Regions from separate parts of the Homo sapiens genome. Here region 1 is linked to region 2. Evidence: read pairs that join two places in POLR2A ChIA-PET (ENCODE). Cell type or tissue: K562. All regions are shown on one strand. Links, peaks and the distances in the headings refer to the core of each region. The heading gives the core; the rest is flanking DNA. Region 1 overlaps SNAI1 (snail family transcriptional repressor 1). Region 2 has its middle 30 kb from the start of TRERNA1.

What was found. Peaks named below come from ENCODE experiments on the same cell type or tissue, not always from the same donor. Only the 100,000 strongest peaks of a DNase experiment are listed, where the experiment ranks them.
Region 1: POLR2A ChIA-PET joins it to region 2 with 48 read pairs; 31 of 35 experiments call an interaction of 5 or more read pairs at or near these places.

What each region holds. Positions count from the first base shown.
Region 1 is chr20:49,988,445-49,991,349 of GRCh38, reverse strand. SNAI1 (snail family transcriptional repressor 1) reads right to left here. Exons shown (of 3, transcript NM_005985.4): 3 at 2,464-2,905. Among named protein-coding and RNA genes, the nearest start is that of SNAI1, 6.9 kb to the right of the region's middle. RefSeq lists an enhancer at 936-1,688. In K562, for the core only: no CTCF peak of the experiment used is centred there; a DNase peak (open chromatin) is centred at 1,689.
Region 2 is chr20:50,070,031-50,072,935 of GRCh38, reverse strand. No RefSeq gene overlaps it. Among named protein-coding and RNA genes, the nearest start is that of TRERNA1, 30 kb to the right of the region's middle. RefSeq lists a silencer at 1,377-1,616. In K562, for the core only: a CTCF peak has its summit at 1,480 (motif pointing right); a DNase peak (open chromatin) is centred at 1,505; H3K4me3 peaks cover 770 bases.

The sequences.
Region 1 (2,905 bases), core at 199-2,698, 82 kb after region 2:
ACTTCAGCCTCTAAATAGCTAGGACTACACAGATGTGAACCACCATGCCCAGTTCCCCAGATAATAATACTAAATAACTGTCACCCACTAGGGCTCAGGTGTGCTGGGCCATGGGCTGGGTGGCCACAACTGCCACAAGTTTCTTAAATACAGGCTTCATCTCCAAGGCCACCAACACCCTGAGCCAGGCCACCATCCTCCCTCCTTTCCTTCCCTCCCTCCCCTCTGGCCCTTTTTTGTTTGTTTGTTTGTTTGAGACAAGGTCTCGTTCTGTGACCCAGGCTGGAGTGCAGTGGCGAGATCTCAGCTCCCGACCTCAAGCGATTCTCCTGCCTCAGCTTCCCAAGTAGCTGGGACTACAGGCATATGCCCCACCATGCCCGGGTAATTTTTTATTTTAGTAGAGACGGGGTTTTGCCATGTTAGCCAGGCTGGTGTCGAACTCCTAGCCTCAGGTGATCTGCCTGTCTAAGCCTCCCAAATTGCTGGGATTACAGGCATGAGCCAGGGTGCCTGGCCCCCTCTGGCTTTCTCATGGTCTCCCTGCCTTTGTCTTTCTCCTCCTGGACCCCTGAGATCCATTCTCCCAAGCAGCCAGGGAGATCTTTGTAGGAAAGGTAACAGCAGGCCTCAGCACTCTCCTGCTTTACAGCCCCAGTGGCTGCCCTAGGGGCTTAGACAAAATTCCCACCTGCTTAGCACCACAAGCTCTGCAGAGCTGGGCCCACTCTCCTCTCCCACCCTGTCTTCCCAGTCCCTCCGCCATCCTGGTCTTTCTCATGGGGGCAGCACATTCCAGCAGGCTTGCTATTCCCTCCCCCAGATCCTTCCCTGCCGGCATCTTTCTCCTCCTTCAGGTCCGGGCTGGAATTCAGCTCTTCCAGGGCTCTCACTGCCTTGGCCTGGGGAGCCCCACCCCGTTGTTCTCTAGTGCCTGGCACCCTTTCATTCTGTCCTGGCACCATCACTGTAGAAAAGCGGCTTGTTTATTTAATCACTTGTTTGCTTTCTCTCTCCCCGACCAGAACATACGTCCCATGAACGCAGGGATGGCCTGTCTTGTTCACGGGTGTAACCCCAGGGCCTGGCACATATGGTACCCTCGAAACCCCTGAATGAATGAATGCCTCTGTACAGTCTCCGAGAGGAAGGCACTACTGTCACCCTGTTTTATAGACACAGAAACTGGGGCCCCCAGAGGGAGAGAGCCTTGCTCCAGGTGCCCTGAGAGTCAGCGGCATGAGCCCAGCCTACCGAACTCCCAGGATGACCTGAGGGGCCGGGCTTGGTGACCTCAGGCAAGCCCACCTCTGTGCCTCATTTTCCGGAGGCCCGACCCCCAGGGATTATGTGAAGTCATGAAATCATTCATTCAGCACCTACTGTGGGTGGATGGAGACGACCTAGAGGGACCCGCAGGGACCCAGGACACAGTAGGCCTTCAGCTCATGGATGCCCAACCCCCATCCCCCCAACTCCCTAACTTCCCTTCAGGGAGGCAGGCCACAATTTGGCGATTGTTAGAGAACGTTTTTTTTTTTCCTTTTGGGAGGAAAGCTGCAAGTCATTAAGGGCTGCTCCCGGCCTGCGGGTCACCATTTCCTGTTTAGAAGAAAGAATCATCTCTCCTTTGGAACATGAAGCTCCCCCCACCCCCAGCCTGACTCTGGGGCTCCGAAGCTCTGGGACGCCTCAGCTCCTCACAGGAAACTGGCACCTCCAGCACCTTTTGTGTTCAAAAAGGACACTCATTTTCTCCTGGCCCCAAGAGGCCCCCAGTGGTGAGGTCACCACCATCGGCTGGCGGGGAATGAATTACCCTAGCCCAAGACGCATGCTGACCGTCCCGCCGTCCTCGGAGCAGGAAGCTGAGTGACCCCTACCCTTTGGCCTGGCTTCTCACCCTACTGGCTCCAGCCAGCCAATTTCCTCGCATCAAAGGCCATTTGGTACCCAGCAGCAAGACGGAGGTGTGGGACTGACAAGGAGGCCCAAGGGGGCCTGGAGCCCTTGGAAACAGGAAGGACATCCTCTGTCTCCTTGGTCGCATTCCACTCGCATCTGGGGGAAGCGGACAATCCCACCCCAAAAGACCTGCAGTGCTGGGGCAGAGCTTTGCAGCCTGTCTAGTTGATAAGACCCAGGAAGCCAGCTTTGCACTCCGTGGGCCAGATCAACTTCAAAATTCAAGAACGAGAAAGTAAAAAGCCACAGTGTATAGTGAAGAGCTCGTATGGATGCCGCTGGCTCACCCAAACAGCAGCAGACAGGACACCCAGGCCAACGGGAAAACCCAGTCTCATAAGGTCCCTGACAGTGACACCCAGGACTCCAAAGCCCTATGATGTTTCCAAGGACAAGATTTAAGGCTGTGTCAGAAATATCTAAGCTTCAGGAATTCCTGTCCCCTCCTCCCTTACCAAAGACCTTTCAAAATACCCACTCCTCTATGACACCAAAGACTTTTTAATATATAAATTAACTGCTTTATTGAATATCAATAAACTGTACATATAACTATACAAAACGTTTCCTTGATACAAAATGTTTGAAATATAAATACCAGTGTACCTTTAAAAATGTAAACATCTTCCTCCCAGGCCCACCTGTCGGGCCCCCAGAATAGTTCTGGGAGACACATCGGTCAGACCAGAGCACCCCACTTGGGCCCCCGACAAGTGACAGCCATTACTCACAGTCCCTTTTCAGACATTGTTAAATTGCCCGGGAAACAGGTGCCACCCCACCAAACAGGAGGCTGAAATAGCTGCCTGGGCTCGGGGCATCTCAGACTCTAGTCTGCCACCGCCTCCGCAGGCCCTGGGGCTGCACCTGGGGGTGGATTATTGCATAGTTAGTCACACCTCGTGGAGGGTGGCCTGAGGGTTCCTTGTGGGGGGGTGTG
Region 2 (2,905 bases), core at 280-2,779:
GGTGCGCAACACCATGCCCGGCTAATTTTTATATTTTTAGTAGAGACAGAGTTTCACCATGCCGAAATTCCCTTTTAAAAATACCCTTCGGCAGGCGGGCACGGTGGCTCATGCCTGTAATCCCAGCACTTAGGGAGGCCCAGGTGGGCAGATCACTTGAGGTCAAGGAGTTTGAGACCAGCCTGGCCAACATGGTGAAACCCCGACTCTACTAAAAATACAAAAATTAGCTGGCCATGGTGGTGCGTGCCTGTAATCCCAGCTACTAGGGAGGCTGAGGCAGGAGAATCACTTGAATCTGGAAGACGGAGGTTGCAGTGAGCCGAGATTGTGCCACTGCACTCCAGCCTGGGAGACAGAGTGAGACTGCATCTCAAAAAACAAACAAACAACAAAAAAAACCCAGCAACTTTGTCTTGGCACAGTGGTTCATGCCTGTAATCCCAGCACTCTGGGAAGCCAAGGTGGGCAGATCACTTGAGTCCAGGAGTTTGAGACCAGCCTGGGCAACACGGCAAAACCCCCTCTCTACAAAAAATACAAAAATTAGCTGGGCATGGTGTTGCACACCTGTAGTCCCAGCTACTCGGGAGGCTGAGGTGGGAGGATCGCTTGAGCCCAAGAGGTGGAGGTTGCAGTGGGCCGTGATTGTGCCACTGCACTCCAGCCTGGGCAACACGGCGAGACTCTGTCTCAATAAATAAATAAACATATACATAGATATAGATATAGATATAGATATACACATATATATATACACTTAAGTAAAAACCAATTATCTAGGAGCAAATGTCAAGTAAAAGTACAGGTAGGGCTCAGATGCGGCAAAAAATCATGTTGGGGTAGGAGCCTGAGTAACATCAGCGAGCGCATACAGGTTTATCCTTTGGCCTCTGGCCCAGCTGTTAATGATATATTCATGTTTATTATCTGCCCCCTCCCACCCCCACTAAAATGTCAGCTTCAAGAGGGTAGGGATGAGGCCAATTGTGTTCACGGCTGTGTTCCTGCCATCTCACACAATGTTGGGCATACAGTAGGTGTTCAGTGAATACTTGTGAATGGGTGAATGGCTGGCTGGAAGGCCATGCATGAGTGAATGAGCGGAGGTGACACCTTCACATCCTCTCTCCGCCTCGGTGGATGCCAGTGCAGGCCCAGGAGTCAGCCGTTTCCACTACCAGCTGTGTGGCCCCGGGAGGGCTCCTTAACCTCTCTGTGCGTTTCCGTTGCCATTTCGCCGGGTTATTCTAAGGATTACGTGTGGTTTTACATGGTGTGGGCTTCTTGCAGTCCTCGGCACGGAGCACCCCTCCGTAAATGTTATTTCGCTATTGTTCTTTCCTTTCCTTTCGGTGTATTCTGCTTATGTATTCGCTATTGCTCTTCCCCATCTCACCGACCAGAAGAGTGAAGCTCCTCCCCGCTCTCCTGGCGCCCGGCTTCCCCGTTCTGGCTCGGGCCTGCACGCCCGCCCTTGGCCAGCAGAGGGCGCTAGCGCTCTAGGGACCAACGCTCCGGCTGGGCCGGGCCACGCGTCATCTCTCAGCCGACCCGAGGCTGGGGCTGGAGGAGGGGACAGGCGTGACCGCCGGGGCAGGGGTGGACCACCGGACATCTGGGTGTGTGCCTTTGGCACAGCGGGAGCCTGCTGGAGGCTCCCAAAGCGGAGTGGGCAAGCTTTTTCCCCCAGTGCGCTTCCAACCCTTTTTCTTTCTTTCTTTCTTTCTTTTTTTTTTTTTTTTTTGCGACAGGGTCTCTTGTCGCCCAGGCTGGAGTGCAGTGATGCGATCACGGGTCACTGCAGCCTCCAACTCCTGGCCTCAAGCGATTCTCCTTCCTCAGCCTCCCGGGTAGCTGGGACTACAAGTGGGCGCCACCACGCCCAACTAATTATTTATTCATTTAGAGACAGGGTCTCACTCTGTCACCCAGGCTGGGGTGCAGTGGCATGATCAAGTCTCATTGCAGCCTCAACCTCCTCCTCAAGCAATCCTCCTGCCTCAGCCTCCTGAGTAGCTGGGACTACAGGTGCAGGCCACTGGCCAATTAAAAAATATTTTTTTTTTTAATTAGCCGGACGTGGTGGCGGGTGCCTGTAGTCCCAGCTACTCAGGAGGCTGAGGCAGGAGAATGGCGTGAACCCGGGAGGCGAGCTTGCAGTGAGCTGAGATCACGCCACCGCACGGCAGCCTGGGTGACTGAGCGAGACTCAGTCTCAAAAAAAAAAAATTTTTTTTAGTAGAGACAGGGTCTCGCTGTGTTGCCCCGGCTGGTCTCAAACTCCTGGGCTCAAGTGATCTTCCTGCCTTGGCCTCCTAAAGTGCTGGGATTACAGGCGTAAGCCACCATGCCTGGCCTCCAACCCATTTTTTGCCAAGGACCAGCTGAGACTCAGAAAGGGTTGTCCAAGGTCACCCAGCAGGTGGGGGTAGTGGGGGTCATGCTGTGAATACAAGGCTTTGAAGCTCACATACCTCAAGGACCTGATAGGGGCTGTGGAGAACACAGGACTGACCACCTTTGCCTCTAGAATGCTGGCCCACATGGCCAAATCTTCCAAGTCTTCAAGAGAGACAGGGACATCAGGATGTAGTGAAATGTCTCGATTTTTATGGTAGCAATGAATTAAAGGCTTTGTTTGTTTTTGTAGAGCCAGGGTCTCATTATATTGCCCAGGCTGGTCTTGAACCCTTGGCCTCAAGCGATCCTCCCGTCTTGGCCTCCCAAAGTGCTGGAATTACAGGCGTGAGCCACCACTTCTAGCCTTATTTGTTTATTTATTTATTTTGAGATGGAGTCTTGCTCTGTCGCCAGGCTAAAGTCCAGTGGCGCTATCTCGGCTCTCTGCTACCTCCACCTCCCGGGTTCAAGCGATTCTTCTACCTCAGCCTCCCAAGTAGCT